Regions from separate parts of the Homo sapiens genome. Here region 2 is linked to region 1. The links are chromatin contacts, found by Hi-C or POLR2A ChIA-PET in ENCODE. All regions are on one chromosome and are shown on one strand. The core of a region is the stretch at or near the end of the contact, and the rest is flanking DNA. Distances in the headings are between cores, read along the strand shown. Region 1 overlaps GLRX5 (glutaredoxin 5). Region 2 overlaps C14orf132 (chromosome 14 open reading frame 132).

Region 1 (5,582 bases), core at 2,144-4,643:
CCAAAGAGAGTATCTCCCCCCAAATTTTGTGTAGCTTCTTTTGTTATGGAAAATGGTGAACAAAAAAAGAAACTGTGATAACTGGGGCGTTGTTTTTTAAAATAAACTCCAGCACAGGGATGCTGTGCATGCCTGAGTTGATTCCGAAGTGCATATGTCTGTAAGGATTTGGAGTGCCTGCAGTGTTTTATGTGTGGGAAGTAAGGGTGAGTCTCATATTCTTCTATTAAATTTGCCACAAGAATTGCCGTCGAGCCCTGGTCTACTTTCTGGGGGAAGCAGCTGTTTGGATGGTGAGTCAACTGTGCAGCTGGAGGCGTGGGTGGGCTGGAGGGAGCAGAGGTGGGTGAGGCCGGAGGAGGCGGCCCCACCTGCCTATCTCTGGAGCCCTGTGCTTGGCACACTGCTACAGTTAGATAGGGAGACATCGTCAACAGTCCACCGAGCTAGGGGATTTAATGAGTATTTTACTTCTTAAAAAGTGGGGACTTTCTAAAAGAGGACATAATTTGGAATTGTGGCAGAGATTCTCCCAGTGTCTGGTGTCTTTATAAGACCTTTCCATGAGTTCTGCATCCCGAGACTGGGGCCTGGTAGAGCCTGGGGCTGTGCAGAGGCCCATGGGAAGGAAGCCCGCCTGGTGTGGCATGGAGGCTTTGTTCATCTCCAGGGACTTAAAGAGAGCGCTTGTCTAGAAACATATCTTTACGGTGGCAGAGGTGGGAAGAAGGATGCATTTTCTCATAATAAGGGCAAAAAGGACAGAACGGCTCTTTTCCCCAGAGCTATTCTAGAGGCTTGTTCTTCGTTGCTTATTTAATCTCCTTGAGTTCCTCTCGAGAATACTCTAAAAACAGACTTCCTCCATGAGGTCAGGCTAGAACTGATGGAGTTGCCCCTGCTCCCCTTCCCCAGAGGTTTTGGAAGGGGAAGGAAAGCTGTAGCCCCACGCCCCCACCCTGGGGACTGCCCCATCAGATTAGAGCACTGCTCCTCAGCAGTCACCCACCTCACCGTGTTAGAGAAAAGAAAAATAGATTATTCTCAGAAAAAGGTTATTACATTAATTGTCTGCTACATCCCATGATACCTTTATGTCTTCTGTAAGCTAAGGGACCTTAGGATCTAAGAGGAGGTTAAAACACATCCATTTGAGCCATTTGGTTTAGAAATGAGGGAAGCAGGAGCACTAGAAGGATCTACCTTGCCCTGTAGACAGAGTCACCATGAATAAGTCACTTCATACTGCCTCTGGATGGATACAGGCCGTGGACCAGAGGCCGGGTCTGCAAAATTGTCCCTTGCCATCACATCTAGTGAGGAGTGTGATACGTTTTCACAATTTTGCTTCTTTTGGCTTTTCCTTGAATCTGCCTGTGTGCCCTTAGGTTTCATCTGAAAAGCGAAATGATGAGAAACTTATTGATGGGAAGCATCAATGTAAGAAACCTCTCTAGAATATGATTGGAGCTAGGAAAAGGCTGCCAAGTGAATAATTTGACTCATGCTTATGAGTCATAGTGAGATCATATCAAAGTCACTAGGGAACTTATAAGTTGAAGGAATCACTGGGCTCTACGAGGAATGTAAGTCTTCTTTCTCAGAGTTAATTAATAATTTTTTTCTATATGCCTAACAAATCTCTACCAAGTAGAAAATTGAAGATGCTATCTAGTGTAAGTCTGAATAATTTTGATGGTCTGCATAATTAGAATTCACTGTGAGAATTAGAGCAGAGACACAGAGGTTCCTTGTGCAAACAGCAGTATCACGCACCTATTTAAAATGCAAGGACTGCTTCTCGGGTTTAAATGCACCTATTTAAAATACATTAGGCCTGTATTAGTGTGATTATATTGGATATTTGTCATAGCTTCAGGGTCTGTGTGATTAGACCCTTAGAAATCAAGTTATTTTAGAAGATTAAACATTTTATGATTTCAGGTAGTTTTTATTTTTTTCATGGATTGGTAGTTACATAAATGGCATTCTGCTTCATTAAGCTATGAGTTTTAGAGATATCTTAGGACAGAAGATAACTTTTAAGTTGGGTTTCGTTTTGTTGGCAGTGTTTAATTCACTTGTGTAGAATCTGGGAACCGAAGCTTTCCTTTAACTTTTCAAGCCATAGCAGCCAGCTTAAGAGAGAATTCTTGTTACATTTGTTAGGTTTACTTAGATATTTTGACATAAATTATATTTTGAGAAATCAGGTCCCTTGTTTGTGACAGGAGGGACTGTGCTAAGGGTAGAGGAATGACTTGTGTCGGCAAGGTTTCATTGGTGCAGATTGATTGATTGATTGATTGATTGATTGATTGAAAAAGGGTCTTGCTCTGTTGCCCATGCTGGCGTGCAGTGGCCTGATTATGGCTCACTGCAGCCTTGACCTCCTGGGCTTAAGCAATCCTTCCCACTCAGCCTCCTGAATAGCTGAGACTTCAGATGTGCACCACAACACCTGGCTAATTTTTTTATTTTTTAGAGACAGGGTCTCTGTGTTGCCCAAGCTGGTCTTGAACTCCTGGCTCAAGCGATCCTCCCACTCTGGCCTCCCAAAGTGTTAAGATTACAGGCATGAGCCACTGCGCCCAGCAGAAACAAATTTAAATGTGAGGTGAGAAAGCTTTCATGTGGGTTCCTGAGAGCCACCGACAGGAAAAGATATATATTAGGGGATGGCCACACAAAACACTGATTGTTTTAAAAATTTAACATTCCACTTAAGAATTGTTTAGTAAATCTAAAAAGCAGCTTTAAATTGTGCCTAAGAACCATATAATAGCTACTATGAAGCAGAGCAGAGGAATGGTGAAGAGAAAAGCCATTTTAAGGTCCAGGGGCTTACAGAGACGCATGGGGTGACCAGGTGGACTCTTGTAAAGCCACATTCCTGTCTTATTTCCTGAGAGTAGCATCACTTTAGGTCTGAAAGCTATGTGGGCATTTTGCGTGAGGGGAGCATTGTTTTCTTGGCGGTTGCCCTGGGAGCCCAGTGCAGGTGAGCTGAGGGCAGAGTCTCCCTTAGGGCAGAGATGCCACTGAAGGTGCACCTCACCTCAAAGATCCCTATCCTGGATTCAGTCAGAATAGCCATGTTATTCTCCTCCTTGTGAACCTCCCGGGGCACCCGGTTGTGTCACAGTGAAGTCTCTCCTATCCCAGAAAGCCTTCCCTGACCCCAGACGGAACAGACCCTTTAATCCACTCTACAGCCCTGTTCTTTGTTCATCACTCCAGGACCTAACTGCCTGTTACTTGGCTTTATTCAGATCCCCTCTGGCCAGCATACAGAGTGCCCCAAAAAATACATTTAGAAAAGAGTGAAGAATTTCCTTTCTTCATTCCTTTTGGATTAGTCACAAGAAATGTTAGGCTATTACAGGTTACAGCCTCGCAACACCGCAGTAGCTAAGAGCCGGGACTCAAGTCACCCTCCCTGGGTTTGCATCCCAGCACTTGCTGGGTGTGCTACTGACCTCAGACGACTTAGTAACCTCCCTTCCTGCTTAAGTGGGCAAATAGCAGATGCCACCGACCTCAGGCGTGTTACAAGCTTAGATGACAGCACCCTGTCGAGACCATGGCTCATAATGAGCTCTCACTGTAAGTTGACCTTGACAGTTAATGTTGGATTACACCTGGACTTGGTACCGCGCTGTGGTATCCACCACCGTTCGGAGGGTTTAAGGGAGCAGAGAAGGACAGGCTGATGAACACAACATCGTTCATGTTTGGTTGCCCCTGGAACATAGAGACTCATTGTTGAAGGCAAAGGACAGATCTAATCCTTGTGATGATCTATCAGTGGACTGCCCAGCAGCCCTAGGGGACGGCAGGGCCTTCAGCCAGAAAGAATTCCCTGTAAAGTATCTTTCCTACGATTATAGTTTGACTTACTGCCACCGAGTTTTATTTTTAAAAATACTGCTTCTATTTCATACCAAAGTGGAGAGTCTTTTCTGAACCGATATGTTAGACAGTTATTGTGTTGAGTTATGCTTCAAAGAATGCAGTTTAACCTTGAGCTAATTCTAATTTAGCAGTAGCAAGGATTGTGACACTGGGTTCTACTGTACCTCATTAGCCATTTTCACAGGGATTCGTTTTGCCAGAAAAAGGAGGTAGAAATGTTCGCCGGTTCCTAGGAAATTTGGTGAGCAAATATGGAAAGTATTTCCAGATTATTGATGTGTCTTCACTAGTCCTGAGCAAGCTATCAGCTTTGATCATCACCACCACCGATGAAGCAACCTTCCTGGGGAGGCCATGCTGAGCCCGAGTCTATGGGGACCTCTTCTGGCTCCAGACCCAGGCTGGGCAGAGGCTGAGACTTCAGCTGGGTGTCAGATACCCCTCACCCCTTGCCCTGATCTTGGGGGCGTTAGGGTGCTGTCAGAGTCTGACATAGGTATTAAAATATTTCAAATCTCAAGGAGAACTTCAGAGTTCTTCAGTACATTTACAAGTAAATTGTAATCCTGGGAAACTAGCAGCACACTTCCTGTTATTCTGGCTTCTTAAATTCTTTTGTTTTTTGTTTGTTTTTGAGATGGAGTCTCTCTCTGTTACCCAGGCTGGAGTGCAATGGCGCGGTCTCGGCTCACTGCAGCCTCTGCCTCCTGAGTTCAAGCTATTCTCCTGCCTCAGCCTCCTGAGTAGCTGGGATTACAGGCACCTGCCACCATGCCCAGCTAATTTTTTGTATTTTTAGTAGAGACGGGGTTTCACCATGTTGGCTAGGCTGGTCTCAAACTCCTGACCTCGTGATCCACCCGCCTGGGCCTCCCAAAGCCCTGGGATTACAGGCATGAGCCACCGCGCCTGGCCTTTAAGTTGTTTTTTAACTTTTTTCCATGATTCCTTAGTAAAGTCTCCTTAAAATGATTCTTGGGAGAGCAGAGGGCAAGGGGCAGTGTCAGTTACACCTGACTAAGTTACTTCAGTTCAGGTGCACTTCGTACAAAGTGTGGTGGGATGTCCATGTCCTAATCCCTGGAATGTGTGACTGTGTTACCTGGGGTAAGTTTAAGCTGTGTTTAAGTTCAGGATCTTGAGATAGAGAGATTGTCTTGGATCACCTGGGTGGGCTTAATGTAATCACAGGTGTCCTGGGCAGGAGGGAAGCAGAGGTTGGAGTGATGTACTCTGAAGAGGGCGGAAGGGGCCACAGGCCAAAGATCGCAGGCAGTCTCTAGAGCTGGAAAAGCCAAGGAAACGGATTCTCCCCTGGAGTCTCCAGAAAGAACACAGGCCATGATTTTAGCCCAGTGAAAGTCATTTTAGACTTCTGACCTCCTGCCCTGTAAGATTAAAAATTGGTGTTAAGCCACTAAGCTTGTCATTTGTTACAGCGGCAAAAGGAGACTAATACACCTGGCTGCCTGGATTTTATGGTGGATGCTTACTTGGTATAAGCAGACAGGGGGAAGGGTCAAACAATTATTGAGCATTTAGATCCGTAATTTGTTTCTCACCAAAGATCTGCAAATGTGGGATATTCTCTCTTCCTTTCAGATGATGACACAGAGACTGGGAGGGGGTCAGGTTACTTGTCCAAGGTCACTACCTGGTGGAATTTG
Region 2 (5,582 bases), core at 886-3,385, 540 kb after region 1:
TTGCTTGACGTCCTCATGGAGTCACTCTGCCCCACATGCTCAAATCTTCCCTCTGGCCCCACATCCCTAGGAGGGCCTGACCCCTGTAAAGATACAGGAGGCAGCTCCCTGGCCTCCAAATGGCCCATGGAGATGGCAGTCGGGAGACAGGGTTCTGTGTTTGCTGCGGTGAAGGGAGGAGAAGGCAGGAGGAAAAAGGATGGCTTCTAGCCCTGAAGAGGACTCCAGCATCCCAGGCACCGGGTGCTTCTGGCTGCAGTTTTCCCTATGGAGGCCCCTCAGCCTCCAGCCCTAACATAAATGTCGGTTAAATTCAGTTTTCAAGCCTCTCTCCCTTTTCAGTGTCAGAGCAGTAGATGGTCCAGGGCATTGGAGGCCTCGACCACTCTGCATTGCAGATTACAGTGACTTCCTCGGGGTTGCCCCATCTTGGTCTCCTGTGGTTTCTTCATCAGCTTTTTTTTTACCAGCATCTCTCAAATAACAATGAAGATAGATATGCCCATTAGTGTCTGATTAAGGAGCAAAGGCTGGATTTCTGGCCACAGCGAGCTGCACTCTCCCTCCTGCCTCAGCCGGGGTCCGTCTTAGCAGTTTGGAAAGGGGAAAAAGATGCCGGTCCTCACTGCTTAAGTTTTGTGTCCAGGTGCCACTAGACTTGCATGCACACTAACTCCTTACAATCACCACACAGCATCATCGCCCCAGTGCACAGATGAGGAACCAGAGGCTCAGAGGAGTGAAGTTGCCTTCCTGAGGTCACACAGCATGAAAGTGATGAGCTAGGATTTGAATCTGGGAAGTTGGGCTCTAGAGCCAGACTGTACTGCCTTCTGCCACACTGTACTGCCTTCTGTGACTGGGTGGCACCTCCAGGGCACATTTACACAAGGCCCTGAATCTGCAGAGGCTGTTTCTCAAGATGCCCGTCATGGTGTGGCCTGGGCCAGCTCTGGCTTCCACAGGTCCCTGACTGTCCTCAGAGTGGAACATGCTCAACCTCCCGCCCACTGCTCTCTCTCTGCCCAGATTTCAGGGGTGCCGGTCCCCAAGGCCTGCCCCCTTCTTTAAGACTGAACTCAAGTCTCCTTGGAAGGCCCCGGTGAAGCTCCCAGAGACTGGTTTTCTTGGGATGCAGGCAGAAGGGGACCCTCCCTGGCCAACACCCAGGAGCCCAGCAGAAGCACCCACACGTAGAAAGAGGCTCACTACAGCCAGAAGTGCAGAGTCAGAGTCCTGGGACCATCTTGTTCTGCAAGGTGACCCCAGGCTCCCCAGGACAGGGGAGAGGGATCGTCCTCATTCAGACTCTAGCTGGGGCCTCTGTACTGGCTTCTCCCTGGGTGGGGTTGCCTGTTACATAGCTGTGCCTCAGAGAAAGGGTCCTGCATTTTCTGGAATGTTCTCTGTGCTTACCCCTCTGTGTGCCCCTCCATTGCTCCTCTACAAGCAATTAGGTGATTCAAAAGAGCAACTTAGGCTGGGTGCAGTGACTCACACCCGTAATCCCGGCACTTTGGGAGGCCGAGGCGGGCAGGGACAGGAGTTCAAGACCAGCCTGGCCAACATGGTGAAACCCTGTCTCTACAAAAAATACAAAAATTAACCAGACATTGTGGCATGTGCCTGTAATCCCAGCTACTCAGGAGGCTGACACAGGAGAATTGCTTGAACCAGGAGGCGGAGGCTGCAGTGAGCTGAGATTGTGCCACTGCACTCCAGCCTGGGCAACAGAACGAGACTCTGTCTCAAAAAAAAAAAAAAAGAAAAGAAAAAAAAAAAGAGCAACTTACTGCTTTGTGAGGTTGTGAGTGGCCACCACTGAAGGTCTTTGAGAAGAGGCCAGACGCCGCTGTAGCCAGGCCTGTCTTAAGAGGACTTGTGCTTCCAGGGACCCAGGCAGGATGATGGCGCAGCTCTTCCTACTCCAAGCCAATGCTGTCCTTCCCCTTTCCCATGAAATCAAGGTCAAGAGGCAAATAAGACTCCCTGCTCCACTCTACCCCCCAGAGAGAAATGATTCTCGCTCCTTTCAGATCCCCCAGGATCTGAGGGAGAAAGGATGGGAGGAGGGGCAGCAGCATTTCGCTGGAAAGGCAGCAGATGCTTTTCCAGCCCCGGTTCAGCTGGAAGGCTTGGAGGCTGGCCAGACCACTCTGGCGTCTCCTGAAGTGGGTCCCTGGAGACCGAAGAGGCTCAGTGGAGTCTGTCTGTTGTCAGCACTGCTGCCTGATCCCTGCAAGACAAATGGCACTTTCCTTCTTCAGAAGCATCATCTGCCTTCATTATTAGCAGTAATATTATTCCCAGTTATTATTCTTACCGGTGCCAGTTTTGCACATCTTTTTGTTGCTCTATTTGTGTCTCATTTACTTCTCAAATTGCCCCTGGGGGCAGGAATGAGGATGCAGAGAGATGCACGTTAATTACTGTCGCATTTTTCTGTGGAGAAAACTGAGGCCAGGGCTGAACGCTCACAGCTAAGGAGCTGTGATTCAGACCCAGTTCTGTCAGCTCTAGAGGCACCCTGCATCATGCCCACCAGGGTGATCCCCCTGGGATGGACCATCTCGGGATATGAGGCCTCGGAGGCTGGGGTTGAGATTTGGTCCTGAAGAGCTTATAGCCAGATTGCCACATTCAAGTGTAAGTCCAGGAAAGGGGCAGGCGGCAGTGCACAGGGATTTATCAGTTCCAGAACCTCACAGTGATAAGAGGCTTTAGAGAGCATCTAATCGAGACCTTTAATTTTTCGGGGAGAGCAGCTGAGGCCGTGTGGAAAATTAGTGGAGAGCTGACAAGTGTCTGGGCTCCTGGCCCAGGGGTCCGTGGTCCAGCACGTTGTGCGTTCAGTGGGAAGCAAAGGGCTTGCCCGGGATTACCTGCCCCAGCCCCGAGGTGGGTTGTGCTCCCTGCAGCTGCCATCGGCCCGCTTTGCTTCGTCCTGGCAGATGCCCAGTGATTGTCCCCGAGCAAGTGCCAGGGTTGGGCTGAGCTGCTATGACAGGGAGGCCCAGGGAGTTCTGCTCAGGGAGCCAAAGGGAACAGCCAGATCCTGAATGTTCTATGTTCACCTGCCCCAGCCCCACCCACCCTGGCCCACTCCACAGGCCCCTGACCATGGTCACTCACGGAGAGGGATGGAGGAGAAGGTGGTTGAACTGAGTACTGAGAACCCAGAGGACAGAGCCCACAGCTTCCAAGCAGGAAAAGGGACCTCTCTGAAAAATCTGGATAACCAGAATTATCACAGCACCTTCTCATTCCCAGCGCGTCCTTCTGAGCTCAGACCTTGAGCATTTACTGGGTTTCTTTTTGAGGAAGAGGGAAAGTGACAAAGGACAAAACAATGCAAATCTTCATGACTGAAGACGATCAAAGACTCCCTGGAGCGAGAAAACAGTTACTGCCAGAAGCAGAATGGAAGAGCCAAAAAGTACACAAAATGGACGCCATAAATTCTGAAATAAAAGTGTATGATGTGTTCTGAGTCACTGTAGAAGTCATGCATTTATTATCAAGATAGAAAAGAGCAGAGAATGACGTGGACATTGGTCCTCGGAGAGGCTGCGTAGGTGGTGCGGTCCCCGGGGGATTCTGGATGCTGGTCTTTTGACCGTGGCGGCAGCCTCGCGCCTGCCCGGATGGCTCCATCCAGACATTTGGCAAGGCTGTCATCTGCTCTTGGGTCCTTTTTCAAGCTGATTTCCTGCCTCCCCAAGAGGAGGTTTGAGCCCCATTCTGCCTTGGAAATAAATCCTGACAGATGTGCACAGCATATTTGCAGGGAATTTGCAGGCCTCGATTATTGGGGGAATCAGAGCCCATTCCACACCGAGCCCCATCCACGTGGCTGAGCAACACCCCTGTGTCCCCTGTATCTGTCTCACTGGCTGTCTTTCTCCCAGTTTCTTAAAGAACCACACCATTACTGCGTTTGCCGTTCGAAGCGTTGTCCCAACAATGCAGATGGTTCTGACAAGGGCTCTATATGCTGGCAGAAGGGAGCTTCCAACCTTTTAACTTGAGGAAAATGAATCTCTGAGAGGCTTGAGAGTGTTGCCAGGTGGAGCTTTTCAGGAGACAGGGGTCTTGAGCCCAGGACACCTAACTATCGAGTTTTCACTAGGAGACTTAGTGGTGGCTTTCATGAGGCCAGTCGTTCTCAAGGAAGGGCTGGGGGCCATCAGCAATGTCTGGAGACATTTTTGATTCTCACAGCTTGGTGGGGACTGCTATTGGTATCTCATGGGTGGAGGCCAGGGATGCCACCGAACATCCTACAATGCACAGGGCAGCCCCCCACAAATAAGAATTATCCAGCCCCAAAATGCCAATAGTGCCGAGGTCAGGGGACCCTGTGCTGGCCATCCTATCTCTGATTCTGAAACTATGCATGCTTTCCACTTTTCCCCATTTGTGAGTCATTGAGTAAATTAAAGCTCTTCTGAGCAGCAGCAGTGATCATGGTCACTGCCCTGCGTTCAAATAATGCGAGCTGAGGACAGTGATCTGCAACTCCCAGCATGTCATGTGGTCTCTTAGAAATCCATGTGACTGTTTCCACCATCTTGGGCATTTGTGGGGACCCCCAGACTGGAGGGAGAAAGCCCTACAAAGTGGATGGGAGTGTGGGGCTGAACTTTTCCCTACCCTTAACTTTGTGTCTCTGGGACCTCCAGGGACCTGGCCCCTCACCAATGCATATGAAGAGTATGCTTGGGGAAGAGCTTAGGAATGGGGTGGGCATGGGAGTGCTGGGTAGCAGCCTTTGAGCAAATCTGCATCTTCTCTTATTTCTGACCTTTTTCCACGTGCCCAGTCCTATTTCTGCCAGTTGAAGGCATACTAATATTCTTTATACTATTTAATCTTTTGCAGAAACCTTACTATTATAACTTGCTACTCTCCAGATACCAATTCTTCATGCCGAGAGCATCGGAAATGTTTTTGTGTCTTACTGATGTTTTCATGATCAACTTGTAAATGTAAGCAGTTGACTTCATAAAAGGTATTTTAACTATTCTTGGAGTCCTTTGCTACCCAAGCACCTGGTTTCACCATGCGATCACTGACTTCTCTACAGTGAAGACTCTTTCTTAATAAAGGATTTCGCTGTGCTCTTTTGATTAAAAATATCTAACCTTAAAAGACGTAAAAATGTATCTGTGAAATCTCACTTTGTTAGCGTTGCTGCTGTTGTCATTTTCTATTATGATAACTGAAAAGAGAAAAGAAGAAAACATGAACTCCTCTGTGTCTGGTTCTCATCTGTGCTTTATGCAAAGGAGATGATCTACTCAGCTTTAAATGGCTCAGCCCCAGCGTCACCTCCATTCTGATGCTTTTCCTGCCCCACCGAGGCAGGACAGGTCCCCTCCTCCCTATCCCCTCCTGATACCACTCTATCATCACACCTGTAGCAAATCAAATCACGGAAGCTACATTCAGTTTTCCCAACTATCTGAGCCATCTAAGAGCAAACTTATCTTATTCAATGTGTTATCCCCACCACCCAGCACAGTGCCTGGCTCCTAGCAAACATCCGATATTCTGTGAATGAGTGAATGATACCTAAATGA

What was found. Hi-C counts contacts between places; a loop is a spot of excess contacts on that map. ChIA-PET counts read pairs that join two places held with the same protein, here RNA polymerase II (POLR2A).
Region 2: a map of IMR-90 shows a loop between it and region 1 (2.4-fold over the local background). The contact joins two enhancer-like sites. A Hi-C loop is called at or near these places in 1 of 168 maps with a recorded cell type or tissue (IMR-90) and 1 of 37 single-sample maps with no recorded cell type. POLR2A ChIA-PET finds 5 or more read pairs at or near these places in 2 of 52 experiments (H1 and MCF 10A).

What each region holds. Positions count from the first base shown.
Region 1 is chr14:95,544,471-95,550,052 of GRCh38, forward strand. It overlaps GLRX5 (glutaredoxin 5), which reads left to right. Exons shown (of 2, transcript NM_016417.3): 2 at 1-244. Among named protein-coding and RNA genes, the nearest start is that of GLRX5, 12 kb to the left of the region's middle. RefSeq lists a cis regulatory region at 1,349-1,639 and an enhancer at 3,313-4,188. Within about 2 kb of position 3,394, at least 4 of the 41 ENCODE cell types and tissues checked have a DNase peak (open chromatin) inside an H3K27ac peak, as active enhancers do.
Region 2 is chr14:96,088,641-96,094,222 of GRCh38, forward strand. C14orf132 (chromosome 14 open reading frame 132) reads left to right here. Exons shown (of 2, transcript NM_001252507.3): 2 at 1-5,331. Among named protein-coding and RNA genes, the nearest start is that of C14orf132, 52 kb to the left of the region's middle. RefSeq lists an enhancer at 3,533-3,702. Within about 2 kb of position 2,136, at least 3 of the 41 ENCODE cell types and tissues checked have a DNase peak (open chromatin) inside an H3K27ac peak, as active enhancers do.